Linked DNA regions of Mus musculus: all the other regions are linked to region 1. A link is a loop called in an ENCODE intact Hi-C map of the cell type or tissue named here. Cell type or tissue: heart. All regions are shown on one strand.

Evidence for each region. A loop is a pair of places that touch in the nucleus more often than their neighbours do. Peaks named below come from ENCODE experiments on the same cell type or tissue, not always from the same donor. Only the 100,000 strongest peaks of a DNase experiment are listed, where the experiment ranks them.
Region 2: it touches region 1 in a loop (3-fold over the local background); 2 of 42 quality-filtered maps call a loop at or near these places.
Region 3: it touches region 1 in a loop (11-fold over the local background); 32 of 42 quality-filtered maps call a loop at or near these places.
Region 4: it touches region 1 in a loop (3.0-fold over the local background); 7 of 42 quality-filtered maps call a loop at or near these places.
Region 5: it touches region 1 in a loop (2.9-fold over the local background); 6 of 42 quality-filtered maps call a loop at or near these places.
Region 6: it touches region 1 in a loop (2.5-fold over the local background); 18 of 42 quality-filtered maps call a loop at or near these places.

The regions. Positions count from the first base shown.
Region 1 is chr2:131,414,555-131,419,554 of GRCm38, reverse strand. It overlaps the pseudogene LOC115489428. Among named protein-coding and RNA genes, the nearest start is that of Rnf24, 64 kb to the right of the region's middle. In heart, CTCF peaks have their summits at 2,664 and 2,865 (motif pointing right); a DNase peak (open chromatin) is centred at 2,844; H3K27me3 peaks cover 92 bases.
Region 2 is chr2:131,158,422-131,163,421 of GRCm38, reverse strand. It overlaps 1700037H04Rik (RIKEN cDNA 1700037H04 gene), which reads left to right and starts at 3,341. Exons shown (of 6, transcript NM_026091.3): 1 at 3,341-3,469. It overlaps Gm14232 (a long non-coding RNA gene), which reads right to left. Exons shown (of 3, transcript XR_003954063.1): 2 at 3,696-3,917. In heart, a CTCF peak has its summit at 2,433; DNase peaks (open chromatin) are centred at 2,361 and 3,271; H3K4me3 peaks cover 2,734 bases; H3K27ac peaks cover 2,658 bases.
Region 3 is chr2:131,094,457-131,099,456 of GRCm38, reverse strand. No RefSeq gene overlaps it. Among named protein-coding and RNA genes, the nearest start is that of Gm30378, 6.5 kb to the left of the region's middle. In heart, no CTCF peak of the experiment used is centred here; DNase peaks (open chromatin) are centred at 2,806 and 4,416; H3K4me3 peaks cover 329 bases; H3K27ac peaks cover 2,247 bases.
Region 4 is chr2:131,178,072-131,183,071 of GRCm38, reverse strand. Cenpb (centromere protein B) reads left to right here and starts at 3,005. Exons shown (of 1, transcript NM_007682.3): 1 at 3,005-5,000. The coding sequence starts at 3,196. The coding sequence ends at 4,995. In heart, CTCF peaks have their summits at 2,662 and 2,867; DNase peaks (open chromatin) are centred at 2,841, 3,301, 4,001 and 4,951; H3K4me3 peaks cover 2,766 bases; H3K27ac peaks cover 2,312 bases.
Region 5 is chr2:131,187,871-131,192,870 of GRCm38, reverse strand. It overlaps Cdc25b (cell division cycle 25B), which reads right to left. Exons shown (of 16, transcript NM_023117.4): 2 at 4,644-4,765; 3 at 3,741-3,792; 4 at 1,685-1,726; 5 at 1,485-1,521; 6 at 1,150-1,275; 7 at 936-1,058; 8 at 183-314. Among named protein-coding and RNA genes, the nearest start is that of Cdc25b, 3.4 kb to the right of the region's middle. In heart, no CTCF peak of the experiment used is centred here; a DNase peak (open chromatin) is centred at 2,050; H3K4me3 peaks cover 733 bases; H3K27ac peaks cover 2,271 bases.
Region 6 is chr2:131,349,944-131,354,943 of GRCm38, reverse strand. It overlaps Rnf24 (ring finger protein 24), which reads left to right and starts at 2,052. Exons shown (of 6, transcript NM_178607.4): 1 at 2,052-2,208. Gm30590 (a long non-coding RNA gene) reads right to left here and starts at 2,112. Exons shown (of 2, transcript XR_374984.2): 1 at 1,766-2,112. In heart, no CTCF peak of the experiment used is centred here; a DNase peak (open chromatin) is centred at 2,073; H3K4me3 peaks cover 2,290 bases; H3K27ac peaks cover 2,049 bases; H3K27me3 peaks cover 825 bases.

The sequences.
Region 1 (5,000 bases):
GAGCATCTGAGAGGTCCCATACTCCTTTGCTCCCACTCGCATGGCCTTACCAGTGCCCCTTGAGCCTCTGTGACGCGCAGGTGCCCAGTCTTCTCTCTCCTCTCCATCTGTTATGGTTTGAATGTGGAATGCCCCCCCCCCCAACAAAACCATGTATTGGAACACTTGGTCCCCAGCTGATGGTGCTGTTTGGTAGTTTCTGGAAGCTTTAGCAGGTGAGCCCTAACAGGGGCCATGTCTGCATCTTGCTCTGGCCCTCCCTTCCATCTTCTCCCTCTGCTTCCGGAACACTGAGAGCTGAAGAATCCCATCTGCTACACATTCCCATAATGCTCTGCCCAAGACCCTCTGAAACAGTGAGCCAAGGTTATCCCTCCTCTCTTAAGTCCTTCTCTCTGGCATTTTGGTCACAGCTGTGTAAATGTAAATAGCACACCATCCAGACCCAATGCTAGGCCTTGTGGAGTGTCGGCCTCCGTAGTAAAGCTCAGCTCGTATGAGTCCCCCCAAAGCAAAAATCATCTCTTCCCACCAAGCCAAAGACTCCCAAGCAATGAAGGCCAATGATGCCAGGTTAAGGACTGACCAAGGATCTCTGTTTTTCCGACTATAAATAAAGTTAGTCCAGGAGACAATGAAATGCCATCCTCTAACAAACAACTCTCACGGACTTAGCTGGGTATCTTTCCTTGGCTGGCAAGAGATAAGGTAAAGATATCATTTTCTCATTCCGTTAAGAACCTCCTTTCAAAGAGTTGTGGTGGCGCACACCTTTAACCCTAACCCTCAGGCACAGTCAGGCAGATTCCTGTAAGCCTGGGGCCAGCCTGGTCTACAGAGTATGCTCCAGGACACCCAAGTCATGTCCAGGGTGCAGTCAGGGTGGCCGGTGCTGAGGACAGGGTGATGGACAGGTGCCTGGAGCTCCTGCGCCCAGACATGTTGACAAACTACAGTCACCCGGACTCTGAGCACCCAAAAGGTATCTGAGATGAAAAACTGTCATTTTCTGGATCAAGTCTCCTCCAGACTTGTGTGGTCCTTGTTGCCACTGAGGTCCATGCGATGTCTGTAATCTGAGCTGCTGCCTCAGGCTGTGTTGACGCCTGGGGTCAGTGTTGCTGCAGGAGGCCATGATATCTGTGGTCTGTTCACCAGAGTCATGCTGATGTTAATGATGCAAAGCTGCCACAAAGGGCCGTGTTGAAGTCTATGGGCTGTGCTGCCACCGGAGGCCATGTTGATGCCCATGACCTGCAAGGCTGCTGCTGCTACAGACGAGGCTGCTTCTTTTGCAGGGGCATCAATGACTGCAGACTCACCTGAGAATAAGAGACGTTGAAGGCTTCTCTGACAACCTATCCCCGTCCCACTCAAAAAGAAACAGTGCAGACAGGAAGCCATTGAAGATTGAGCCCTTACAAACTGTGATAAACATATGATAGGTAGATGCTGAAGTATAGCTCTTCACAGTTGATGGCTTCTGGCTGGGTGGGGGTGGGGGAGGACACATTTTTTTAAGGGGTTGGCCACTGAGAGTTTGGCCATGCTCCAATGCGTACATGGACAACACACATTGGACTTGGTGGATTGTTTTGCTTTGGTTTTTTGTTTTTTGTTTTTTGTTTTTTTTGAGAGTGGGGGAAGGGTGGGAGGGTGGGCCTGGAAGAATAGGGAGCGAGTATGCTGGGATGCAGTGTACGAAATTCCCAAATAATTAATAAAAACATTATGTTGCGGGGGTGGGGAAATTTCCTTTTCTCAGAGTCAAAATAGTACAAGGCATGCACATGGACCACATGGGCACAAAAGGAATGACACTGACATGGGCTTTCTGTCATTGCCACCAGATCAGGTTGGCAAGAAATCCTCATCAATGACCTACAGTCTAAAGCAGCTGTGGAAGGGTCACTGACCCAGAAACCTCAGGTAGACTGAGAAACCCTGGACAGGAGATGACCTGACTGATAACAACTGTGGGGGCTTCCCAACAGGAGATAGGCATCCCAAACCTGATACAACCTACCACTTCCAGGCTGCAGAGGAGCTGATCTGCAGATGGAATCTTCCATCCCCAAAGTTCCCCTTTTTCAGCCTAAAAACCTACAATGCCCTCACACAATACACACTTCATCTCCACTTCCGCAGAGAGACTGCAGCTCTTCAGTCTTGAATAAAGAATAAATCTTTTTCTAGAGAGGCCCACCTCCTTTCTCCTATTTCCAGGTTGCCTCTATCAGTCTTGATCTACTACCTGTATCCAGAGTGTGTATCCATCTCTGTTCATGACATCTACCTCAGGAGATAGCATGCCTAAAACTGCCTGGAGAGATATTGTTTAAAGAGATGTCCTGAGAAAGCCTAGCTGAGGAGCTAGGACCTTGTGGAAGGTTGGAAGCGGTGGTGGTGGAGTGGTAGAGATCTCTTTCTCTTCAAGGGCCTGCCTGGAAGTGCAGAACTGCAGGTGTGGGGCCCGTGAGAGTCAGATGAGCACCCAGATGAATCCAGCAGGTAGCTAATCCCCGTGGAGGGATCCACAGTCCAGTAAAGACCATCCAGAAGAGAGGAGGTAAGAGAGTGGAGTAAAACCAAGGCAGCCCAAGGGAGATGATCCCATGGCTGATGCATTCAGAATCTGCCCTGTACAGAGGAAGTAGCCCTGGAGACCAGCGATGGGGACCTGGCAAATCTTCACGGCAGGTGGACAGACACACAGCTCATCTCCCCCTCCCCAAAGGTCTTCCTTGAGGAAGACATCGCTAAAAAGAGGACAAAGCTGAGACTGACATGAGCCCTGAAGCCTGTTCCCTGGTGAGTCTACATCGGCTCAACAGTGAGCTGCAGAGGCTGCAGTTGCCACAAGGAGGCATCTTTGAGCCTAGGACCAGGCACCCGCACACTCTTCCCCTTGAGATTTTGCTCTGTGGAATCTCAACCAAGGGCTGTTTTCTCTTTCAGTGAGGGTTCCTTGGATTGAGAGGGGGCGCAATGCCTTTACCTCAGTCAACCAAGTTTAAGTGTCGAAACTGGTAGCCTGTGCTCTAATAACCTGACCTTCACATTCTCCTAACCATGGCCTCAGACAGCTGGACTTAGCCCACCATAGCTATGCAGAGCACATGCCATGTATCGGACCTTTGACAAGATAAGGGGTCATTCAGCAAGCAGATTGGAACAGCTCTGTCCCTTCAAGCCAGGTGTGGTGGTACATGTCTATAATCCTGGTAATCAGGAGGCTAAGGCAGGAAGGCAGGCAATTGTGAATTGGAAACCACCCTAAACTATCCAGCAGACATTGTCTAAACAAACACCCTCCTGCCATAATCCCTAGCATTCAGGAGTCAGAATAAGAGTATATTGAGCCGGGCGTGGTGGCGCACGCCTTTAATCCCAGCACTAGGGAGGCAGAGGCAGGCAGATTTCTGAGTTCGAGGACAGCCTGGTCTACAAAGTGAGTTCCAGGACAGCCAGGGCTATACAGAGAAACTCTGTCTCGAAAAACAAAAAAACAAAAAAACAAAAAACAGAGTATATTGAATTTGAGTCCAGTCTGGACTACATAATGAACTCCAGGGCCAGCTAGGCTATATGAAAACACTCTGCCTCAAAAACAAACAAACAAACAAAACATGAACAAAATATACTCATTTATTAAAAAAAACCCACATATCACCTAACTATATGTTGGCTACACAAAATTCACTTCAAATACATTATAGGTGGGCAATAAGAGAAAGGGTGGATGTGTTACACATCACAAACTTAAACGGGCGCAGGAATGGCTATGCTTGTAGCAGAGATACAGATGTGGGAGGATATGAGAGTGAGGCAAATGTCCAAGAACAGTATATAACAATAACATGGTCAATCCAAGAAGACACAGCAATGCTACACGTGTGCAAACAGAGATACAGGGCATATGGAAGGTCAGTTGACATATAGGAAGGAGAAACAAACACATCATAGTTGAAGATTTTAACTTCTCTCTCAGTAACAGACTATCTAGACAGAAAGCCAAGAAGGAGGGCCTAGGGAGAAGGCTTAATAGATTTGATGCACAAGCATAAGGGCCAGAGTTCAAATCCCCAGCACCCATGTAAATGCTAGGCAGAGTAACAGCCCACCTGTCATCCCACGGCTTGGGAGACAGAGACAGAAGTCTGATCCCTGGAGCAAGCTGGCCAGCCAGCCAAGCCAAATCAGTGAGCTTGAATTAGATTTAAGTGAAGACCTACCTCGGCATGTAAAGTGGACAGTGACTGAGGAACCCCCCCTCCCCCGCCCGGCCTCCACACTCATGTGCTCACGTGTGTCCTCCTGCACACTGGGACAATGGTGCCCCCAATTCGTCTGGGAACCTTGAAGAAAGAGTCTGGCCATGCAGACACAGCCATTAAATATGCCCTTAGTGTTGGCCACCACCACAATGATTGTCCTGCTATCTAATGAGCCTGGAGAGGCCTTGAAGGAGAATGTGGGGCCAGGAAGGGAGATCCCCCATGAAGAGGTGTTTATAACACCCAAGCTGTGGAACACCAAACACCACCCTGAAGATGTGGAAAATGTGGAGGCTGCCCTTCAGAGGACACTGAGTGATCTCCAGCTAGAGTACCTGGATCTGTTATTTATATCTTCAAGGAGGAAGACAATCCCTTCCCCAAGAATGCCAATAGAACCATCTGAAATGATCCTGCTCACTGTAAGACTGAAAATGCTCTAGAGACACTAGTAGCAAAGGGGCTGATATGAGCACTAGGCTAGCCCAACTTCAGCAACTGGTAAACTGCTGATACATTCTGAGTGGTCTCTGCATACCTGGATAGGTAGAACGGAATCTATGTCTTGCTCAAGATGATCGTCAACCACTGCCAAGCACATGGCCTTTGCCTTCCCCTGACGTGCTTGGCACCATCATGATGTGCCCAACCTACTAGAAGAACCAGTGGTCCTGGCAGTGTGGTCAATCTTCCGCTAAGATCTTGCTTGGGTAACAGGTTCAG
Region 2 (5,000 bases), 260 kb after region 1:
TGGTTTTTTGAGACAGGGTTTCTCTGTATAGCCCTGGGTGTCCTGGAACTCACTCTGTAGACCAGGCTGGCCTCGAACTCAGGAATCCACCTGCCTCTGCCTCCCAAGTGCTGGGATTAAAGGCATGCGCCACCACGCCAAGGCGACTCTTATAAGGACAACATTTAATTGTGGCTGGCTTACAGGTTCAGAGCTACAGTCCATCATCATCAAGGTGGGAGCATGACAGCATCCAGTCAAGAGGAGCTGAGAGTTCTACATCTTCATCTGAAGGCCACTAGGAGAAGACTGACTTCCAGGCAGCTAGGATGAGGGTCTTAAAAATACATGCCCACAGTGACACACCACTCCAACTAGGCCACACCTACTTCAACAAGGCCACACCTACAAATAGTGCCACTCCCTGGGCCAAGCATATTTAAACCATCACAGGGCCTATTACAAATGCTTTGATACACACACACACACACACACACACACACACACACACAGACACACATGGAACCATGTGTGTGTGCCTGTGCACAAGAGAAATAATGTAATATTTTTAGCATCTATCAAACTTGTTTTTGTTTTTGTTTTTGTTTTTTTGAGACAGGGTTTTTCTATATAGCCCTGGCTGCCCTGGAACTCAATTTGTAGACCAGTCTGGCCTCGAACTCAGAAATCCGCCTGCCTCTGCCTCCTAAGTGCTGGGATTAAAGGCATGTGCCACCACTGCCCTGCTCAAACAAATTTTTATTTGTGTGTGTTTGTGTGTGTGCGTGCATGTGCATGGGCTTGTCTGTATGTGTAACCACATGTGTGCAGAGTCCAAGGATACCAGAAGAGGGAATCAGATCTCTTGGAATTGGAATTACAGGCAGTTGTAAGTGGGTGTTGGGAACCAAATCCTGGTTTATTGGTTTGTTTGTTTCTGAAACAGGGTTTCTCTGTGTAATAGCTCTGGCTGTTCTTGTAGACCAGGCTGGCCTCAAACTCAGAGGTTCACCTGTCTCTGCCTCCCGAGTTCTGAGATTAAAAGTGTGTGCCACCACCACCAGGCTCAAATCCTGGTCTTTTGTTTTGTTTCAAGACAGGGTTTCTCTGTGTAGCCCTGGCTGTCCTGGAACTCACTCTGTAAACCAGGTAGGCCTTGAACTCGGAAATCCACCTGCCTCTGCCTCTCAAGTGCTGGGATTAAAGGCATGTGCCACCACTGACCAGCTCAAATCCTGCTCTTAGAGCAGCAAATTCTCTTATCTACTAAGCATTTCTCTAGCCCCCAAGCATCTATCAACTTTATTACATATTATTAGTTTTCCAAGGAGATTTATTATAGTTTTTTTTTTATTTCATAAAGTTCAGACTACTCAGAGCTGGAAGTGGAGTTTGCCTAACCTGCAGTTGCTCATCTCTTCTCATCTACAGCCCTCAACTCTATAGAGACTGCTGTCCTAGCTTTGGATAATAAGGCCTTGGGCCCAGGAAGCTCCTTATAGGTCTGGGCACTTCTGATGTTGCCATACCGTCTCAGTGCACGGGCCCACTGAGAACAATGAGAAACAGCCATAGAACTTCTATCTTGGTGTTCTGTCGGCACTCAAAGCCTTATTTTCCCCAGGCAACTTTCCAAAACCATTTGTGGCCTTTCCTGGAGACATGTAGCATGCTTTAGTACAGGCAGCTCCATATCACAGGTTTTCCCAGGTACCCAAGATGCTTAGTCTAGGAACATGAGGAGTATTGGCAAGATCAAGAAACCACAGTTCTTTTTGTGTGGTGGTCTCACAGTAAGCTAGGGGTGTCTTGCTTTGGGAGTCTGTTAGCACATTAACTTACCTATCGTACATATTCAGAAAGTATGTTAAAAGGAGTTGACAATTAGAAAATTGCCTCAGACAGTAAACTGTTAGCGATTATTCTGCTTTCGATAGAGCTCACCAAGAGATGGGTTTCAAGTGAAAAGCAGCAAAAGGGAAACAGGAATCCTGAAACTGAAAATCAACACACACCTAGGCAGTAAAATAAACGCGAGAAATAGGAATCAGAGGGGACTATGGTAAACTGACGTTCCAGAAAGGCAGGGACCGCTACCCCCAAAGCCCTTGGTTCTTGTTTTGAATGTAAATGTGAGAATGTGTTGTTAGATCTGATATTTCAAAAGAAGACTGGAAATGAGAATCCTTTGTGAAGAAGTAGGATGAGGGGCAAGAAGATGGGAAGAAAAGTATTTATAAAAGTCTCCGGGGGCTATACATCTGCAGGCTGCTTTTGCCTGGCGTGGTGGCCTTCAGGATACTTTGGAGGCACTGTCTGCTGACTTGGAAAAGAACAGATATGGAACACACCACGGGGCTTCTGGAAAGGTGGGAGTAGGGGTTGAGTAGGCTGGGATTAGAATGAAAAGTTCTCAATGTCCGCTCTGGAGGACAGAATTTTCTCAACAGTAGGGAGCGCACGTACCATCCAAAACAACGATAAAAAGTTTGAGAAGCCCTGCTGAAGACAGCAGGGAAGCACTGGGCCCTCTGAAGTAACGCTATGAAAACAATAGCACAGAAAGACTATTTGTTACCAGCGTGCGAACACAAGATCCGAGTCAGGTTAACAGCCATAAGGACACGGAAGAGTCGGACCTTGAGGACTCTTACAGGCAGCGACCACATTCTATCGGAAAAACAAGCAAGCTCTCAGCGGTCCAAGGCCTGTCTCCGCTAGTTAAGTTGGAAGGATCGGGAACCTGTGTGTTCTGACTGCTCTTTCGGCACTTTAAACCTCTTGTCCTAATCAGTGTATATAAGGATAGAGATAGTCGCACACGGACAGGTGGGCCTGTGGCAAAAATCCACAAGCCTTAGTAAGTGCTCTACGAAGACGCCCACACCCTGTCGGGTGGGTCGAGACGCATCCCGCTGCCATGGCGACCGCCTCCTTGGAGACCAGGAGCAGAAGCTCCTGTCCCCGGGGGCGCCCGCGTACGCTCCCTTCCCCCCTTCCTACGCCGCGTGCCTTCTTTGTTCTAATGCTTATTTGGAATAGGGAATGGGTGGGAAAGGAAGACCGAAATCCAGACTCAGTCCAGTAGGAAAGGTGACTGCTTAACTCCTAGACAAAACTGCCGCGGATCGGAAACCTCATGGGGAAGGTCGCTCTGGTCGGTTTCCAGCAGCGGTTCCAACATAGCTCCCATCCCGCTTCATCACCCAAGCTCGTGCCGCTGGGGTGACGTCGACTCGTGGGGCTCAGCCTCCGCGCACACGTGATGTGGAATCTCGTCGTTAATTGGTGGATCTCAGAGACAGCTCATTGGTCTGAAGTGCCCTAGCCCCGCCCCTCAACGCCCCTCAAGCCAATGAAGGAGGAGAGGGCGTGGCGCGAGGCTGATGCGGCGCGGGGCTCTTCCTCGCGCTCTCCAGCCCGTTCTGCTGCTGCTACCGCCGCCTCCGCGGTCGTTTCTGACCGCCTGGCCGCGGGGCTCGCCTGCAAGGTGAGATGGGCCCTCCGGGCTCCGTCTAGTTCACCAGAGACGGCTCCTGGGTCTGAGATCCTCAGCTGTGCTGGAGCTGGAGGCTTTGCTTTCTAGCCTGAGGAACTCTGTAGAAGCGGGATGGGGTGGGGGATGTGGGGTCCTGGGTACAAATGACGGTTAGCGGGCAGGGTACAAGTGACACCTGAGGGTGGGGGCGTAAATGTGGCTGACGTCCCGTTCCTACCTGGTCCTCGTGGCTCTATGTGACCTTGGAAGAGTAGCCTCTGAGCCTCCGGTGCCCGGGCACGATCATGAGGAGGATGTTGATGTTGGGAGTGTCGGCTCCAGAGACTCCTGCGTCAGCCTGGCGAGCTCAGAGAGCGCAGGGCATTATCTCAGATGGACAGATCCGCGGCCTTGCTCTTGGTGTGGGTACGTCTGAGGCCCGTTCTGCTGCTCTTGTCCCCTGAGAAAACAATAACACTGAGGTGGGGCGTGCCACACCCACAGGGATGGCGGTAGGAAAGGCCAGAGGGCCAGAGCCAGAGCCTCTCCAGTGTCTCACAGAAATGGTTGGATTTAGGTTCTGGACCAGTGCTCCTGTTAGTGAACAGGGCTCGGTTGGACAGCTTGAGTCTTTCCTCTTTAATCTTGGTGGTGGGATGTGAAGGTAGGGCATTGCTTTGCACTGGGGTGGGGTGGGGTGGGCTGGGTGGGTGGTGGGTGGGTGGGTGGGGGGTAGGAGCAGCTTTCACCCGTGTCTCTGCTTCTTGGGTGAAAGAGTCAATCTAGAGGCCAGATGAATCCAAGCAGCCTCCTTTGATGTCAGAGGGGGATGTGGGAAGTGAATGCTAGGCAGAGGAGAACCACACAGGTTGGTAGACAGGAGGGACTAACACCCTTTTCACAGGTCAACCCTTCCCTCCACTGTTTGTGAGAGTAAACACCTATTACCGTCCTTGCATCCCTGGCTTTGGGGAAGGGGGCTCCAAAGATAGGTCAAGGCTGAGGAGATGAAAGATTGCTTCCACATGCGACCTCCATGTAGCACTCCCTGTCTGAGACTTCAGTGGGTGTTCTTTGAGCTTTAAGGGGAGGTTGGATAAGTGCTTCTGCTGGGCTGATGATTGAGCTGTGACTGGGTCCCTGGATGGGTGTAGGGGAGGTGGTAGGAAGAATTGAAGGTTGTTTACTGCTCTGACATAGAAAGGGCTTTTATGGGGTTGGGAATGGTGGTTGAAGAATGATTCAGAGAGGAGACGGTAAAAGGTTTGGGGCTGTGCTCCCAGCCACACAGCACAACGCAAGCTGAAATTGGCTCTGTGATACCTTGGGGCTTAAAGGCTGCCTCTGGGAAGAGGTAGGTAATCAGAAGGGAGAGAGAGTGTCACAATGCAAGAGTTCCGTTTTGCCATGGGTAGATCACCTTTGCCTCTTAGCTTGGAGCTTGAGTGCTAGAACAGGGCAGCCTGGACTGGACAATGAAAAAGGCCTTATGACACCGAAGACCCTGGATTTTTCCATAACCACCACCTGTTTACCCACATGC
Region 3 (5,000 bases), 320 kb after region 1:
CAGGAGTTCTTTCAGAGTCAGGCTTGTATTGGAGACTGTTTTCTCTCTGGTCTCTATCATGGCCTGCTCTCCTCATTATTCCCTGACAGAGCAAAGAATCCAATCTTGGGAAGGTTAGATGTTGTCAGGAGCTTCTTCAAGCTGATGGGGGATGTGTTGGCTCCACTTATTGTCTGTTATTCTAGTAGGGGCTCCATGGAGGAGCCATAGAAAGACACCCATAGTTAGGATGGCCTCGGTAGGCATTTTGTGTGGCTGGTAAATGAGGTTTGTGTTGAGGTGTCGGGGGAAGCCTCATTGAAGCATCATTTGGGGACAGAACTGTTGAACCCAGTGTGATGTCACGGGGAGGCCCTCAGGTGAATGTGTCTGTCTCAGAAGGGCTGGGCAGAAGAGAAAGGAGAAAGAAAGCCAAGAACATGGGATAGGAATTGAGCAAAGAAAGAGGCCGGGCACGGTAGTGCAGCCCGTAGATCCTAGCACTCAAGAGAGAGAAGCAAGATCGCTGTGAGTTTGAGGCCAGCCTGGTCTACATAGTGAGCTCCAAGATAATCAGTACTACAAAGAGATCCTGTCTTAATTAGTAAATAAATTAATAAAATAAAAAAAAACCCACCACCACAACAAAAGAAATCAGTGCTTTTCTCTCCGTCATTCAGGCTAAACATGCTGGGTCCATCAACTCTGGGGGCAGCAGGCTTCTGTAAGAACAAGGAGCCTTTAGATCCCATCAGAGCTGCTGGGTCAGGCATGGGGCAGACAGAGGGAATGCCCAGGGTAGACTCCTCATCACTCAGGAAGCACTGTGGCTAGAGAGAGCTGATCAGAGAGGTCTCGAGGCCCTCCAAGGGGCTTTCTGATGACTCCCAGCACACAGAGCGACTGCCCAGGGTCTCTATTGGAGGAAAGAAGAGGAGAACTGAGACTTCTCCACCTATGACATTGATGTGGCAATCGGATGTGAGGATTAGTGAAAGAATGGTTCTTTGGATTACAGTAGAAAGAAAATAAGGCTTTTTAGTAACTGCAGAGAGAGCAGTGGGCATAGTCACACTTTCCTTCCTTCCATTTGTCCTCCTCCTCCTCCTCTTCCTCCTCCTTCTCTCTCTCTCTTTCTTCTTTCCTTCCTTCCTTTCTTCCATTCTTCCTTCCTCCCTCCCTCCTCCCTTCCTTTCTCCCTTCCTTTCTTCCTTGAGACAGGTCTCTCTCTGTGACCCTGGCTGTCCTGGAACTTGTATGTACACCAGACTGGCCTCAAATGCAGGGATTCGCCTGTCTCTGCCTCCCTAGTTCTGGGATTAAAGGCATGCACCACCACGTCTAGTTCTCTAGTTCTCTTCTATTTCTTCCTGTGATAAAAACCAGGCGTCTCCAAGCCTGTTTGCCGTGCACACATTCTCAAGCCTGGGTGCTGTGTAAGTGAAGAATGGGCCCACTACTGGGTTTAGCCAGTATCCCTTCCTGCCTTCTTAGCCTCCTCTCCATCTCTCTCTCTTCCTGCCTTCCCCCTTTTTCTTTTATTCCTTTTGGGCTCTGAGATGTACTCAGCTACTGAGCTACACTCCCAGGCTTCCCCTCCTGGTACCTTTCTTTGATGAATTGCTCTCTCAAGGCAATTATGTGATTTCAGTTTGTTGTAAGTTTCTCCTTAAAGATGAGCTTGCAACTGAGTCCTGGCAGCTTACCTTCACAGTGGCTCATCTGAGGGCTGATGGAGACAGTGGAGACAAAGATAATTGGATAATTAATTGGAGCCCTTGTAGCTTTTAGCTTTAGGGAAGGCTTAATCCCGGGACTGGGTGATATATTTAAGGACCCAGGGTCACAGTGTCTCTCTTCTGCCTTTAGTCTTGTATTTATCCGGGCTTCTCCCAGTGGGAGCATGCCCCTCTTGTGTACTAAACAGGACCCAGCCTGATTGTACCTATCCACTAGAGAATACAGAGCTAGGGCTTTTTGTTTGTTTGTATTTTGAAACCCTGTTTCTCATGCTGGCTTGGAACTTGCTATGTAGTGGCTGGTGGCTTTGAACTCCTTATCCTCTTGTCACTGGGATTTTAGTGGTAATATGGCTTTGGTTGAAATCAAGGCCCTTCTGTCCCCAAGCTCCCCCACACTCTCACCAGTAAAGAGGAGTGAAAGGAGGATGAGGAGGCTCACTCGTGAAGCACTTGCTACATGAGCAGGAGAACCCCTTAAAGGTAGAAAGAGTGAAGCAACTCCACAACGATGTCCTCTGACCTCACGGAACCACACACACACACACACACACACACACACACACACACACACACACACACACAGGTACATGCATATACTCACATGCAAGTACACACACATGCATGCATGCACGTTCATACACACATACACTCACACATGCACACACACACGTACATACACACACACACGCACACACACACACGTACATGCACACCTACACAAAGAATAAATTACAATTAGAAAAAAGAAGAGTGGATTGATTTTGGAACCCTTAACCACAGAATTTCATATTCCTTTCTATTAAAATTTCCTTTTAGCTATTCTATTTAAAATTCCCAGGACTTATTTCTGTTCTTTTCTTTGATGGCTGCTTTATGGTTTTATGAATGTAATGGCGTTAAAATGTCCCCTTTCCTAGCCGTTCTGTTCTTTGTGTTCTCTGTTTGGGTCGGTCTGCTCACCTTTTGTTTACTGGTTCTTTTAGCCAGCAGTGTATCTGGGTGGTTCAGAGCTGGCCTCAGGAAATGGCTGCCCCTGTTCACATTCCATCCCCGCCCAGCTGCTGCACAAACCCCCGGCTCCAGTTTCTTTACCTCCCCGTGACTCAGCTTCCTGTGAACGGAGATGATAGTACAAGCTGGCTCGGAGGCTCCTTAGCCTCCACGTACTGCACTCAAAAAGCTGCCAGGACTGCACCAGGCCCCAGCCCTCAGTAGCTGTTTACTATCCATTTTTTCTTTCTTCCTCCTCTTCCTCCTCCTCCTCCTCCTCTCGATCCTCTTCTTTCTCCTCCCCCTCCTCCTCTTCCGCTTCTTTTTTCTTCTCCTCTTCCCTCTCCTCTTCTTCTGTCCCTGTCCCCACTCCCCACCCCCATGTAGTGCTGGGGGTCAAACTCAGGACCTTGTGCATTCTAGGCAATTCTATTGAGCCACACCCCTAGGCTCCCTCCCTCCCTCCTTCTGTTTCATTATGTAGAATGGGCTGGTCTCTAACTCTAGATTGTCCTTCCTCAGCCTCCCAAGTGCTGGCATTATAGGCATGTACTACCAAGCTTGGTGTTATTGTTTTGTGCTTGTTTGTTTGTTTGTTTGTTTGTTTTAAATTAGGGTCATGTAGCAGGTCCTGATCCCCCAATCTTCCTGCCTCCACCCTCTGAGTGTGGGATTACAGACTTGCATTTCTACACCCAATTCATCTTTCACTGACTTTACAACCTCTCTCTCTGCTCTTTCTCCTTCACCATCTAGTAACTGATCTTTATGCAAGTGGTCCCTGTGGCAGGAGGTGAGATAGCTATTGCTCTTCAAGATGGGCTGAACATCCCACCACTCTGGTATTTAAATACTTGGTTCCCAGTTGGGGGCTGTTTGATTAAGAGTGTGGCCTTCAAAGGGTGGATACTTCGTTCCTTCCTAGAATAGGGAACAAAATACCCCATGGAAGGAGTTACAAAGACAAAGTTCAGAGCTGAGATGGAAGGAAGGACCATCCAGAGACTGCCCCACCTGGGGATCCATCCCATATACAACCACCAAACCCAGACACTATTGCAGATGCCAGCAAGATTCTGCTGACAGGACCCTGATATAGCTGTTTCTGGTGAGGCTAGGCCAGTGCCTGGCAAATACAGAAGTGGATGCTCACGGTCATCTATTGTATGGAACACAGGGCCCCCAATGGAGGAGCTAGAGAAAATACCCAAGGAGCTGAAGGGGTCGGCAACCCTATAGGAGGATCAACAATATGAACTAACCAGTAGCCCCCAGAACTGTGTCTCTAGTTGCATATGTAGCAGAGGATGGCCTAGGCGGCCATCAATGGGAGGAGAGGCCCTTGGTCTTGCGAAGATCATATGCTCCAGTACAGGGAAATGCCAGGGCCAGAAAGCAGGAGGGGGTGGGTTGGGGAGCAGGGCTGGGGGAGGGTATAGGGGACCATAGCATTTGAATTGTAAATGAAGAAAATATCTAATAATAAAAAAAGGAGTGTGGTCTTGCTGGAAGAGGTGTGTTGTTGGGATTGGCTTTGATGTTCCAAAAGATTCATGCTTCCTGTTTTGGATCCAGGTATGAGAGCTCAGTTGCCCCCCCAGGACCTTCAAAAAATCTAGCCAGCAAAGAGCCCCACACCTCTAATGCAAAAAACCCTGGTATCTGAAGGAGGAGGAAGCAGAGGGCTCTGGCGCCCTCTGGGGGAGGCTGGAGGCTCTGCACAAACACTGCAAAAACTGGCTGGGGCTCCTTCACAGGAGCCCAGAGCCTGAGTAGGAGAAATGAATGGACTTAGTAATGAATCTGTAGTATTTACCCAGTTACAAAGCTGGTTCTCTGTCTTGCTTAATGGCTGGAGCAACCAGTAGCCACCTTGGACCATGAGTAGAAGCATTCATTGAATATAGCTGACTGGAAACAAAGGAGTCCAGTTTCAAAATGATCAAGTTGCCAGATACATGGCAGCACACAGCTGTAATCCAAGCACTAAGAAAGCTGAGGCAAGAAGATCACAAGTTCAAGGCCACCCAGGGACTATGTAATAAATCTCTATTTTAACCCATTCACACGCAAACATAAGCTGTATGCCAGTGCTAACTTGAGACACATTCTGGTTTATTTATACTGCTGCTATTTGGAGGTTTGGGTTTTGTAGCCAATTTTCCCCCTTTTATTGAAAATGGGTTCTTTTCTCGTATAAATATTCTGATTATGGTTTCCCCTCCTTCCCCTCCTCCCTTATCATCTGGATCCACTCCCTTTCTGTGTCTTATTAGAAAAGAACAGACT
Region 4 (5,000 bases), 240 kb after region 1:
GTGTGGTGGCACCAGACTTCAATTCTAGCACTCAGCTCTGTGAATTCATACCAGCCTGTTCTACACAGAGTTCCAAGACAGCTAGGGCTACATAGTGAGACCTTGTCTCAACAAACAAACAAACAAACAAACAAACAAGCCCCAAACCAAACCACACAAAACAACAACAAAACCCAGACTATTTTAGAAGAATGCTTTTGTCCTTGAGTTTCTGAGTCACGGGTTCTCTCTGTAGAACTTGCCCTGTAGACCAGACAGGCTTCAGAAATTGGCCTCTTGAATGCTGGGATTAAAGGTGTGTGCCAATACACCCAGCTTAGAATAATGCTTTTTATATCTTGGGTGGGAAAGGCCTCTGTGTAAGATCCAAAACCAGAAGCAATATAGCAGAGTGTGTAGCCAGATCGGCCAACTTGGAGATTGCAAGTAGTCTCATAAACTTGGAAATCACAAGTAGTCTCTAAAACGTTTTCTAAGCTCAGAGATGTGTGGCAACTCAAGAGAGACTTTTATAATATACCTATCAGAGATTTTACATTCAGAGCACATGTGGGGTCTTTTTGTTTTGTTTTGTTTTGTTTTGTTTTTTGAGACACGGTTTCTTTGTGTAGTTCTAGCAGTCCTGGAACTCTGTGTAGACCAGGCTAGTCTTGAACTCACAGAAATTCACTTGCTTCTGCCTCCCAAGCACTGAGATTAAAGGTCTGTGCCACCACTATTTGACTAAAGTGGAGTTCTTAAAGGTCGGAAAAATACGGTTGGGGGTAGAGCATACAATTGGCAAACATGAGGCCCTAAGTTTGATCCTTATGGCACATGTAGAAGGGAAAAGACCAGCATGAGAAATGTGGACAAAGGCAGAGACACTCAGGATCCAATATGTACATGGAAAGTGAAATGTGTATCCGAAGAGTAGGGAGTCACACTCTCTTCTCTGGCCTCGCAGAACACAACACTGACCTGATTTCTGATTCTGTCTTTATCAGTTTCTCCTAAGTGTGTTGTTCTAGAGCCCTTAACCCAGAAGCTCCCAGGGCTCTATCCTTGGTTCTCTTTGTTTCTTGACCTAAAGCTTTGTCTACCCCAGCTCCTCAGCCCGTTATCCTGGAGGCTGCTCTTTCAAGACTTTTTAAAACATGGCAACCTATCAAAACCCTCACCAAAGGGCTCAAGGGTCTATGCAGAAAAGAAGGTAAAATGATGTTTAAGAGACAGAAGTGAGGGCTGGAGAGATGGCTCAGTGGTTAAGAGCACTGACTGCTCTTCCAGAGGTCCTGAGTTCTATTCTCAGAAACCGTATGGTGGCTCATAACCATCTGTAATGGGATCTGATGCCCTCTTCTGGTGTGTCTGAAGACAGCTATAGTGTACTCATATACATAAAATAAATCTTGGAAAAAAAAAAAAGAGCCAGAGGTGAGAGATGATTCCACAGAAATAGTGACTTCCACACACAACAGGATTGATACACATATGAACTCACAGTATGCACATGGCCTGCACAGGTTCAAGGCAGACCAGGTCCCAGCACTGAAAGGGAAAGTGGACAAAGTGTCCCATACCAAACCAAGATGCTCTCTGCAACTGATACCCACTGGCAAAGGGACAATCAGGGTTTTTTTCCCCATGGAATGTCAGAGTATATCAACCACACTCAAGGGCAGATCCACGCCCAGGTGTAGTTGGTCAACACAAAATGAACTCAATGGTATTTTTGTAGACTTTTTTGGGTATTTGTTTGTTTGTTTGTTTGTTTTACTGGTCTTTTGCTTGTTTGTTTTGAGTTTTGTCTTTGTAGAGTTCTCTCTCTCTCTCTCTCTCTCTCTCTCTCTCTCTCGTTTCTTGGGTTGTCTGGTATGGTGGTACATGCTTTAGTCCCAACACTGGGGAGGCAAAAGCAGGAGAATCTCCATGAGTTTCAGACCATAACAGGTCAATACAGAGTTCCAGGTCAGCCAAGGCTATATAATGAGACTCTGCTCAAACAAAACGAAAACAGGCAAGCAAAACACTGCACTGTGCGCACTGCCTCAAGGGTTCATCACTTTCGTGTTTGGTCCTGCAGGAGGAGGTTTTAAGATTTATTTGTACAGATGTTTATGTACATACGCATTTTTGTAGTTTTAGATATGGCTACTTGCATGGGGAGGGGGGAACCAATAACACCCAGATGTTAATAGTGTTTATGGATTTGAATTACTAGATCTTGTTTATTTTTGTTTTTCAAGAAAGTGGTATTCTGCATAACAAACAGCCCTGGAGACCAGGCTTGGCTCAACCTCCACCTACCTCTGTCTCCCTCATGCTGGGATTAAGGCATGCGCCATCACAAAAATTGCTAGAATTTTTAAAATGTCATTAACACCATCAAGTGGATTTAAATGCTATGTTGTCTTTACAATAACATAACTGCGTAACCATAGATTGGCTCTTTCACATTTGGAAGAGTATACACCATTAAAGTTCATGTTAGGTGTCTGAGAAAAAGGCGCAGCACTTAAAGTGCACAGGCTGCTCTCAAGAGGTTTGGATCCCAGCACCCATGTTGCAATTCATAATTACCTGCAATCCTACTCCTGTCTGAAGCCCTCTTCTGGTCTGCTTGGGCATCTGCATGCAGGAGCGCCTACACACAGGCAGACATTCACATGCATAAAGACAATTATTTAAAAAGAAGCATACAGACAATTGCATTTACACGTAGCAAAAAATCCTAATCGCTTGACGCCAACCAATTAAAACGCAGTCTAAGCAGCCTGATGCCAGCTAGCCGCCTCTGGAGGAAAGAGCAGACCGGAGAGCACCAAAAGGTCCCTGCGCATCTGTCCAGGTGCCTAAGTGCGTTTTGTCTCTGCCGATGACCTTTCCCGCGCGTGGCCGAGGCGCACAGTCCGGGCCTCAGCGCCCCCGGCGGCGGGTCCGGGCAGCGGCGCGGGGTCCGGGAGGCGGCGCCCAGCGTCCCCCCGCTTCCCGCGAGATCCCGCGCGCGCTCCGCCCCGCGCCGCGCCGCGCTCCCCGCTGGGCACGTCCTGCCGCCCGCGCCGCTCGCCACCGCCCGCCGCCGCCCCGCGAGCCGCTTTGTCTCGGGCGGGGCGCGCGGAGAGGCCACCAGGTGCCCCCCCCGCCGCGGGCCCGGGCCCCCCGCCCCGGGGCGGCGACGGCGGTGCCGGGCCCCGGGGCGGAGGGCGCGCCGGGATGGGCCCCAAGCGGCGGCAGCTGACGTTCCGGGAGAAGTCGCGGATCATCCAGGAGGTGGAGGAGAACCCGGACCTACGCAAGGGCGAGATCGCGCGGCGCTTCAACATCCCGCCGTCCACGCTGAGCACCATCCTGAAGAACAAGCGCGCCATCCTGGCGTCGGAGCGCAAGTACGGAGTGGCCTCCACCTGCCGCAAGACCAACAAGCTGTCCCCGTACGACAAGCTGGAGGGGCTTCTCATCGCTTGGTTCCAGCAGATCCGCGCCGCCGGGCTGCCGGTCAAGGGCATCATCCTGAAAGAGAAGGCGCTGCGGATAGCGGAGGAGCTGGGCATGGACGACTTCACTGCTTCCAACGGCTGGCTGGATCGCTTCCGCAGGCGCCACGGTGTAGTGGCCTGCAGCGGCGTGACCCGTTCTCGGGCGCGAAGCTCTGCCCCTCGGGCCCCAGCGGCACCTGCCGGCCCAGCCACGGTGCCCTCCGAGGGCAGCGGTGGGAGCACACCCGGCTGGCACACGAGGGAGGAGCAGCCGCCGTCGGTAGCTGAGGGCTACGCCTCGCAGGACGTGTTCAGCGCCACCGAGACCAGCCTGTGGTACGACTTTCTGTCGGACCAGGCCTCAGGGCTCTGGGGAGGTGATGGACCGGCGCGCCAGGCCACCCAGCGCCTTAGCGTTTTGCTGTGCGCCAACGCCGATGGCAGCGAGAAGCTTCCCCCACTGGTCGCAGGCAAATCTGCCAAGCCCCGTGCAGGGCAAGGTGGTCTGCCCTGCGACTACACTGCCAACTCGAAGGGTGGAGTCACCACCCAGGCTCTGGCTAAGTACTTGAAAGCTCTGGACACTCGAATGGCAGCAGAATCTCGTCGGGTCCTTCTGCTGGCCGGCCGTCTGGCTGCCCAGTCCTTGGACACCTCGGGCCTGCGGCACGTGCAGCTGGCCTTCTTCCCTCCTGGCACCGTGCATCCTTTGGAGCGAGGAGTGGTCCAACAGGTGAAGGGCCACTACCGCCAGGCGATGTTGCTCAAGGCCATGGCAGCACTCGAGGGCCAGGATCCCTCAGGCTTGCAACTGGGCCTTGTGGAGGCCCTGCACTTTGTGGCTGCAGCCTGGCAGGCAGTGGAGCCCTCGGACATAGCAACTTGCTTTCGTGAGGCGGGTTTTGGAGGTGGCCTTAATGCCACTATCACCACTTCCTTCAAGAGTGAGGGAGAGGAAGAGGAGGAAGAGGAGGAGGAAGAAGAGGAGGAGGAGGAAGAGGAGGGTGAAGGGGAAGAGGAGGAGGAAGAGGAAGAAGAAGGGGAGGAGGAAGGAGGGGAAGGAGAGGAGGAAGGAGAGGAAGAGGTAGAAGAGGAAGGTGAGGTTGATGATAGTGATGAAGAGGAGGAAGAAAGTTCCTCTGAGGGTTTAGAGGCTGAAGACTGGGCCCAGGGAGTAGTGGAAGCCAGTGGTGGTTTTGGGGGTTATAGTGTCCAGGAAGAGGCCCAGTTCCCCACTCTCCATTTCCTGGAAGGAGGAGAGGACTCTGACTCAGACAGTGATGAAGAGGAGGACGATGAAGAGGAGGATGAGGAGGATGAAGATGAGGAGGATGATGAGGATGGTGATGAGGTCCCTGTGCCCAGCTTTGGGGAGGCCATGGCTTACTTTGCCATGGTCAAGAGGTACCTGACCTCCTTCCCCATCGATGACCGAGTGCAGAGTCACATCCTTCATTTGGAACACGATCTGGTCCACGTGACTAGGAAGAACCATGCCAGGCAGGCGGGAGTTCGGGGTCTTGGACATCAAAGCTGAGCTGC
Region 5 (5,000 bases), 230 kb after region 1:
GAGAAGTACCTTTGTCATGCCTAGCCTCCATTCCTCTGTAGCACCAGCCCACCTGGTCTTCTGATTGGTCAATATCAGTTCCCTCAAATTCTTCTGGCATTGGGGTAAGGTTGTAGTCTTGCTGATTGTCTGGGTTGTCCAAGCGGGGAACAAGTAGGGGCCTGCGGACCAAGGCTGTTTACCTTTAAATCACTCTCCAGGATGTCCACAAATCCGTCATCTTCTTCAGAAGCCCTTTCGACAGGAGTCAAGGAAGAAGACTGTGCCACCGGGCTCAGCTCCTCTACTTCCATCTTCCACTCAGTGGTAAGACACTGTCCAAATGACAACAAGCACAGAATACTCAGGTGGGGACCTGTCACTCCTGGGTGGTTGATGAGGAAGGAGTCTAGACCACCTTTTTCTTCTCCTACTACCTCTTTAAATTTTTTTAGCTTTTATTTATTTATATTTTAAAATTATTTTATATTATAAATATATGAACATATTTATATATAAATAAGTAATATATATTTATAGCTTTATTTATTTATTTATTTATTTATTTTCGAGACAGGGTTTCTCTGTGTAGCCTTGGCTGTCCTAGAACTCACTCTGTAGGTCAGGCTGGCCTTGAACTCCAAAGTGAAGGGATTAAAGGTATACACCACCATACCCAGATTTTTTTTTTATTTTAATTTTTAACTTTATTTTATGTGTATGGGTATTTTGCCTGCACATATGTCTGTGCACCATTTCCAAACAGTGCCTAGAGAAGCCAGAAGAGGGTGTTAGGTCCTCTGGGACTGGTATTATAGAGGGTTATGAGGTGGGTTGGGTGCTGGGAATTGAGCCAGGACCTCTGGAAGAACAACCAGTGCTTTTAACCACTGAGCCATCTCTCCAGCCACCACCTCTCCCCAGAGTTGTTTCTTGGCCTGATTTTCTTTATGTACCATCAAGTCAGGGGCTGAGCTGGGCCTCTGGGTAAAGGCCTGTCTGCGGCTGACCCATTCTGCCAAAGCTTGGGCAGAGCTGGAATGAGGGAGCTCCTGTGGCATCTTGAAGATATATCCATCCTGTGGGCAAGATTGGAGAGGAACTATCAGGATAAACCGAGTGTACCCTTCTCTCCCTGGAGCTCCTCCATCTTGGTCTCTGGAAGCGCACATTCTCTTTGTCCTCCCCAGGACTATTGGCGGCGGCTCGGTAGCCTGCTTCAGTTTTCCTCCAGCTGTCCAGTGCTCGGGAGTTGGTGATGCTCTGCAGCACCGGACTGTGTTCCAGCAGCCTCACCTAGGGGACCAGACGGGGCAGTAATTACTAAAGGCTGCATTCTGGGTATCACAGAATGCTCCGACTCCGCAGCCCGCCAGATGAAACCCCACCTCCCCCAACTGGTACAGGAATGCCTGGCTACTTCAAACACCTCTCACAGGTACCCCCATGATGTCCATGCCAACCAGGATGCCTAAGCTCCCTGTCAGGCCTTGGAGGACACTCACTGGTAAGGATCGGAAGCGTTTTATGGTAAACTGCTCACTGCAAACAAACAAACAAACAAACAAAAAACGGTTCAGAGCTATGGAACCGGGGCGGGGGGGGGGGGGGCAGTGACTTAAAGCAGGCAGGATTTCCTCACACCCAGGGCATCTGCATCGCATGAGACAGCAGGAAGTGGTTAGGGAAGGATGGAAAGACTCACTTTTGAATGACCCGACTGGCTGCCTGAATGGCCTGTTCAAACCTAGGAGAGAGCAGAAATGACCCATTTCACCTGTAGTCCAACATCTACCCCAAGCCTCAGGCCCAAGCCAGGCCCATCCCCAAAGGGCCCACAATAAGGACAAGGACAAGGGCTAATGTTTAGGCTAGGGGAGGGGAGAGTGGAAAAGGGCGCCCTGTTGGTGGGACCAGGGACCAAGGATGAAGGGTTTGAGGCAGCCTGGGATTTTAAGGACTGCCTTGAATGAAAAGCAGGCCCAGAGAAAGGCAGGGATGGAGACAGCTGGGGCAGGTCACAGGGTCATTAAGACATCACCAAGGCAACAGTCTCGCCTGCCTGCACACACTAGCACAGGCTTTCCACCTGTATGCAAATTACCTTAGTGGGGCCATATGGCCACCATGAAAGGCACTGATCCATGCCATGACAACAGGATAAAGGTACCCCGTAATGTAGGTGACCCTGGGGGTGGATGCCAGCAATGTTGGGTTTCCCTTTTTGCTAGGAAAAACTGGCCTGGCTCCCTCCAGGGCAGGAGCTGCTTCGGTGTCTTTCTGGATCAGCCCAGCAGACCCTTTAGCGACGACATGTATACAGGATTACATTCTTTCCTCCCTCCTGTGGAATTTCCTAAGACCCAACCTCTGTTTCACCCCTTCCTTCTGTCTTAGAAGAGGCCAGCCGGCAAGGAATTCCGACAGATGTTCCATTTGAGGCTGAAGCATCGGTTTCTACATACAGGCCCTGCCTTCCAATGTGACTGGAGCACCTGTCGTGTGGAGCTTACACACACACACACACACACACACACACACACACACAGAGAGAGAGAGAGAGAGAGAGAGAGAGAGAGAGAGAAAGAGAGAGAGACCAGCTTCTTTCTGAGAAACTGTAAATAGTGGAAAGTAAGTGCAGACTAGCAAGGCACTTAGTGCCCAAGTGGCCCTCAGAGAGGCCTGTGTACAATTTGTAGCAGGGCCTTAGAGGTGAGGGATCTATCTGTGTTGTCACCAAAAAAAACAACCTACACTCCTCCCATCCCCACCCAATTCTCAGCTTCCTGTTTGTGAATAAACCCCGAGACCAGCACAGTCTGATCAAAGACATCAGGAGGAAACAGTAACGGCCACCCTAAGCTAGAAGCTCTGGCTGGCAGTGCCCAGCTGTCCCTCCTAATGACTGACAGCTACTCCAGCAGCTGGATGGGAACAGGTGTGCTCTAGAGGGCTCTACTGTGCCATAGCCAAGGAAGAGGTGTCTGCTCAGAGCCAAGACCAGTTTTCTCTCTCCATTCCCTATGGCAAAAAGCCTGGTCAAAAGTGTCAAGTGTCATTAAAGACTGGGAGCTGCTGCTGAGGCAAGCCAGTCCGGCCAGTCTGCAACACGATTTTTGTTTGGCCTAGGTCTTGAGATCTGATCTTACCATATTGGCCTTGAGCTGCCTATCTTTCTGTCTGAGGTTCCTGAGTGCTGGGATTACAGATATGGGCCACCACACCCAGCAGGACCATATTTTTAAGTTGGAAAAAAAAACTTCACATGTACAAAGAATGTGTACAGGGGAAAAGGAAAAATGGGAACACAAGGGACATCGTTTTTTCCAAGTGACAATGATAGCTAATACAATATCTGGCCCTTCTCTAAATAGGGAGCCAGTTCTCAAGGCTTAGGAAGAAACCAACCCCTCACAATAGGGAGCCTCAGGAGCCTGCTGATTATTTGGCTTCCCTGTAAGAAAGCAGGATACTGGCGGCTGGAGAGGGACTGAGTGGCTCAGTGACTGAGAATATTTGTTATTCTTGCAGAGATCTGAGTTCAGTACCCAGCACCCATATACGGCAGCTCACAACAACCTGGAATTCCAGCCCCAAGGGTTCCAACGGCCTCTCTGGCCTCTCTAGGACCACACACTTGCGTACACATATCCCCATGTAGAGAAACATATAACACATAGTTAAAAGTCAAAAAAGAAAGATAGGTCCTCAAGGGCAGGTACCAAGTCCTCAGTGGTGGGACCCCTCCCTTCCCCACTCACGTGCGCTCTGCCATCTGCGGGTCCACAGGGCTGGGGGAGTCCATGCACAGACCTGGTGGGACAGAGAACCTTGGCTTGCAAGTAGCAGCCCTCCCTGCTTACTTTTCCCCCAAGATAGAGAAACCTCTTTCTACTTAAGATCAAGACATACCTTAATGAAACAAAACCTACTTATGAACCCTAAGCATGGGACATTGCCCCCAAAAGGACACAGGGCTACAGTCTCCATTTACTATGGAAAAGGTATCTACAGTTTTTGTTTTGCTTTTGTTTTTTGTTTGTTTGTTTTTAAAGATTTATTTATTATTATATGTAAGTACACTGTAGCTCTCTTCAGACACACCAGAAGAGGGTATCAGATCTCATTACAGATGGTTGTGAGCTACCATGTGGTTGCTGGGATTTGAACTCAGGACCTTCAGAAAAGCAGTCAGTGCTCTTCGCCGCTGAGCCATCTTGCCAGCCCTGTTTTTATTTTTTAAGTACAAGGCTTCCTAAGCATTTGATAATGGTTTTCTAAGGAGAAAAAGCTACAGCTTAAGAGAATGTTTCACAAGGACCGACTTTTGGTACTGAGTGCCTTCTGGGTGGAGCTGTAGTTTAGTGGCTTCACCGCTAGGTTTCAAATAGGTAAGATACCATCTCCTACCAAGAGCCATCCTTCCTCAGGCTCCCAGTTTAGATTGGGTGTGGTAAGACCCACAAGAGGTTTGTTTTCTTCATAGTTTTGAAGGCAAGGTGGGAAAAGACTCTGGGTCCATCAGGCTGTGGAAAGGACGGTGATCTAATGGGCAGAGAATTTAGAAGGTCCAGGAAGTTCTCGGATCTCTTCTGGTGGTGGTGGTGGTGGTGGTGGTGGTGGTGGTGGTGTGTGGGACCCCTACTAGGGGCCCTGGACCTTACCTGCATCCGAAGATTCTGAGGACTCAGATGACAGGGAGCACTCAGAGGTGCGCCTGGACAGGGATAGGTCTGCCAGCCTGTTCTGGAACGACAGGCTTCCTACTTGAGCTTTTGGAGGCTCACTAGGAAAGGAGAAGAGGCACAGAGGAGGAGAAAAAGAAATGGATGTTGGATTTGGAAGCTGATGGGTCCATGCTCCCATGTATTCCCTAACTATGACAGGCCCATTATCACGGAGAGGTGATCCTAGGACTAGCCTGTATCTCAGGTCAAAGATTTTCATTCCACTGAGGCCCAGGAGCGTCTTCTCTGGTTTGACTGGTTCAGGAAAGACCCTTCTAAGGGTCTGGAAGAGCG
Region 6 (5,000 bases), 65 kb after region 1:
TAGGGTCTGTGACCTCCCCAGCCACTTGCTTTTGACCAAGTTTACAGTATCAAGTATGAATTCCTCCCTGTGAGGCAGGCCTCAAGTCCAATCAGAAAGTATTCAGCTAAACCACAATGGTCATTGCTATTGCACCAGTGGGCAGGTCTCGACTGACAGATCAGTGTAGTAGCTCTAATCCTGTTCCCAGCAAGACCATTGTTTCAGTTTGCTCCCCTAGTGCTGTGATAAAACACCATGACCAGAACAACTTGGGCAGGAAAGGGTTTATTTGGCTTACATTTACAGGTAATAAATAGGCCATCATTGAGGGGAGTCAGAAAAGAACTCAAAGGAGGGATTAGAAAGAAAGAGTTGGTGCAGAGGCCATGGAAGGGTGCTGCTTACTGGCTTGCGCCCTATGGCTTGCTCATAGCAACCAGGACCACCTGGCCAGGTGTGATACCACCCACAGTGGTTCATGCCCTCTCATGTCAACCAGTAATCTAGAAAATGTTCTGCAGACTCACCTACAAGCAATCTAATGGAAGCATCTTCTCGATTGAGGCTTCTCTTCCCAGATAGCACTAGCTGTGTGGATATGACATAAAGCTCTAGCCAGTACAACCACTGACATATTTTCCAAAGGAGATTCCTGGTGTGTATAGGTTTACAGTCGGTGGCAGGTGATATGCTTACAAGGGGTGGGTCCTCCCACATCAATCATTAATCAAGCATATGCCCCACAGAGGTGCCTTCAGTCCAGCCTGAAGGAGGTAATTCTTCAACTGGGGTAACCTCTCCCCGGACAACTCTAGTTTGTGCGACACTTCTCTTGAATGCAGTAAAAGAAAGCCTGAGATAGTAATCCAAGCCCTTGAGTATCTTCACTCACGTGGCCTGCAGCTCCGTTGTAGTGTGTCCTGAATATTTCTTTCTTTCTTTTTTTTTTTATTTTGCTTTGCTGCTCCCCCCCCCCCCCTTGCTTTGCTTCAACTAAATTTTCTTGCTACTTTTACACATCGGTGAGAGCTTTTATTTCAATTCCTTGAACAAGAGACCAAGAATATGAAAGCTTTGTACCCTAATGTCGGTACTGATCTGCCTTAGCCTATGTGCCAAGGTGACAGAATTAGGTAGGACTTTTAAGCTGGCAACAACACAGCAGGGATCCTGAGAGCAGAGGTAGAAGGGGGGCGGGGGAAGGAGGGGGAGAGGAGGGAAGAGGAGGGCAGGGGAGAGGTGGGGAGGAGAGAAGGGAAATAGCTCACAGGTGTTGGCCTGATTTGGAGAGAGAGGAAGTTGGGTCGAGGGTCTGTGATTAAACATTCTGAGTCCTTCTTACTTCCCCTTTCCTAGGAAATGTATGGTTTACTAAAGCTGGAGGAATGGGCTGGTGGGCATTTTCCATGATGAATTTAAAGTCACAAACTAGTTATGGTTTATAGAAGGATTGGGGGCGGGGGGGGGGGGGGAAATACCTCCCAGGGAAATGGGAAGTTAAGGGAGGGAGGCCTGAGGTGCGGTACCCACACCCTCTGCTAATCCGTTTTAGCAGTGGTAGCTATGAGAACTCCTGCATGCTTTCGCTGACCTGCTAGAATTTAGGCAAGGGCTCAGTGCTCCCAAATCCTGAGTCAGTTTGTCTGTAGTGTAGAATAGGAGCTGGGGGTCGAGAGTAATGAGTAGATGTAATTAAATAAAGGACACACTGTTTCTTAAATATATTTCCTTCCACTGTCTGTACAGGCGCAGCAGGTGGAAGATCTAACTAGGGGTACCTCACCTTTGAGGACTCTTGGGCCGGATGCTACGAGAAGCGAAGCTTTACTTTTTTAACTCTTACGAACGTCCACATACACGGAAAACACTACACAGCGGAGAAGATATGAACCTTATAGCTGGGCATCACGAATCAATCCTCTAGAGCAGCCAGTAGCCCAGCGGAAGGGACGCCGCGCCTGCGCACTTGCCGACAATGAAGCCGCGCGCCCTCAGTGAGGAGGCGGGACTTGCCCGGGCATCCGGGTCCCACACCCCGCCCCCGCGGCATGAATGAGAGGCGCGGCGCCGCCCCTCCCCCGCCGGGCCCGCCCCTCGCCGGGGCCGCAGCTAAGCAGTCGCTACCGCCAGCTCAGCGGCTCGGACTCACGGACGCGGCTCTAGCAGTTCACCGCAAGAAGCTGACTCCGGGCGCCGCCGCCCGCACGCCCGCTGCCCGTCGCCCGGGTGAGTGAGGGGAGGGCTGGGCCTGAGCGCCGCGCGGCTGAGGCTGAAGCGCAGGCTCCGCAGGTCCGGCTCTGGGATGCTGAGGGCAGCGCGCCGGCCTCGCACCCCCTCCGAGACCGGGGTCCGTGGGTTAGTCCCCACATACAGGCACAAAGGGCGGCGCGGGCTGTCACCCGGAGGTCACCTCGGGCTGGGCCCGGGCGGGGGAGGCGGGATGGGCGGAGGATGGAGGAGCCGCTGCCTCTGCGTCGGTGGTGGGGACCGACGCTGGTCTCGGGGGGTGCGGTGTGGCAGTGGTTTTCTGGTCCCGAGCCACTCCTTCTTTTGTGGTGCTTGTCTCGTGCCTGGTTGTCACACCGTGCAAGGCACACTGAGACCTCTCTGGTTGGCTTATTTATTAATGAAAGTCATATGGCGGCCTCATCATTTGTGGGTGGGGGGCGTGCGTGCACCCACAGGCCAGAGAATTAGTGACCCTGCTTTGTTTCCGGAGACCTTAGTGGTGTGTGTCCTGTGAAATGAGACCGTCTGAGATCGTCGTAAAGGGCAGAAGGAAAAGAGGTGTAAAGATAACTTCATCTTTACCCCTTCGTCTCTGGTGTTATTTCAGATAACAGGTCTTTTGGTGTTTCGTTGTTTCTCATTGTAAAACCAGTGGGTCTGTTCATTGAAAGTGTGAGTCTGCATTCTTATGTCTCTGTATATTTAGAACACTTTCTTTTACGATTAATGGTGATCTATTTACGTAGCGGCGGTACGCCGGCATCCTGAACATTGTTTTCTGGGCTTAGTTCATGATAATAGGTCTTTGTGCTTGTGTACCTATCTATAGGAATACTCCCAATATATCTAGGGCACTGCTTTCCCCACTCTTCCATACAGACAGATTATGTTTCTTGCCTTTCTGCTCTAATAAGAGGTGGTCTAGCAGGTTCTTTCCACCTTCTTGTCAGTCCGGTCGTCGCCCTCCCCGCCCCCGCCCCGCACCCCTTAATGCTTTGGCAAAGGATATTACCTAAATATTACCGTGGTATGCACCCTAGCTTTGATCTGAATTTTTGTGTGTTTGGTTGTGCAGCCTAGCTGAACAGATCATCTTACATGACTTATCAGAAAGCACCCCTTTTTTCCTCCATTGTTTGTCTTCATTCCCCCTCGCCCCTGCTCCTGGTTCCCCCCTTCTCCGTCCCCAAAGAGGCTAGGAAGCGCTGCTGGGTTCCATAGGCTTTAACTTGATAGGGTGTGTTCACTTAGACAGTTAAAAAGAGGTATTTAAGATAGGCAGGTGTGGCCGAAAATGCCTTCTCTGGACTTGGGAGGAAGAGGCAGTAGGATCTCTGTGGTTTCAAGGCCAGTCTGATTTACATAGTAATTTCCAGGCCATAACACAGAATGAGACCTTGTCTCAATAAACAACAAACTTTTCCTTGTTATCTTGTTTTAAGCAAGATTATTTGAATTTTAGAAGATAGTTATTACTCTAGTTGGATAATGATATTTTTGTTTCTTTTTTACCCTTCTAATTTTGTAGAGTGAAAAAGCACATTTTTGAAATATTTTTGTTATGATCTTTTGATTCAAAATAGTGGAGGTAAAAAAAATGCAGTTTATATATGAATAATTGAGTGGGTTCAGTTTTCTTTAAGATTCTCTTCAAGATTACTTATTTTTGAGTCACATATATTTTCATCCCTGGTAAAATTTCAGTACAAAATGACATGTAAACCTCCACAACATCTGTTTATGTATAGACTCTGCCTGAAACATTTGCTTTTAATTTGAAGGAAAGTTTCCACTGGTTGGATGACAATCCATTATTCTTAATGAAATTCTTGCTTTATGCATCTTTCTTTCGTGAACTGTGGGTCACAATCCAATATGGGATTGCATAACTGTGGGAGTCACAAACATTAGCAATCAAAAGTTTCTGAATGTTAAGTGATCAGAAATTAATTCAAGGGACCAAACACGAAGTACTTGCTTAGCATGCACAACACCCTGGATTTGATCCCTTGGACGGAATTAACTAGATTTGCTGGCCCATACCTGTAATCCATCTCCCTTTGGGAGATTGACTATATAGTGAATTTGAGGCCAGTCTGGGATACAAGAGATCCTGACGAGACCCTGCTAAAATAATAATAATTCGCAACCAAACACGTAATAGATCTTCGATGTGTTGGTATCACACAGGACTTCCCTGCAGCCTTGCTTTGGTAGGCCTGGTACCTCACATGCTGTTGTAGTACACTCTGCCAGGGAATGTGGCCTGAATAGCCTCAGGTCAGACTCTAGGCTATTGTCCCTTACAATCACCGTGGTTTTGTTTGTTTTGTTTGTTTGTTTGTTTCTGTTTTTTTTCTGAACATAGAAAGTTTTATGAACCTACAGAAACATTAAAAGCTGGGTGTATGGTGATCGCCTTTAACCTCAGCACTCAGGAGGGAGAAGCAAGGTGGACCTCTTTGAATTCCAGGGCAGCTAGGACTACATAATACAGATCAGTCTCAAGCAAACAAAAGACATAATGGTTTAATAAAAGAAAAACAGGCTTACTATTTTCCCACTGTCATTCCTCTCAGCATGTAAGTATAACATTACTGTACCTGGGACTGAAGAGGTTGCTCAGTGATGAGTACATCTGCTCTGGCAAGTAAGTTTACATACCCACACAGGCTGCTGGCTCACACCTTTAATCCCAGCAAAGACCAGCCTGGTCTACAGAGTGAGTTCCAGGACAGCCAAGGCTACACAGAGAAACCTTGTCTTCAAAAACTAATCAAAACCAAAAC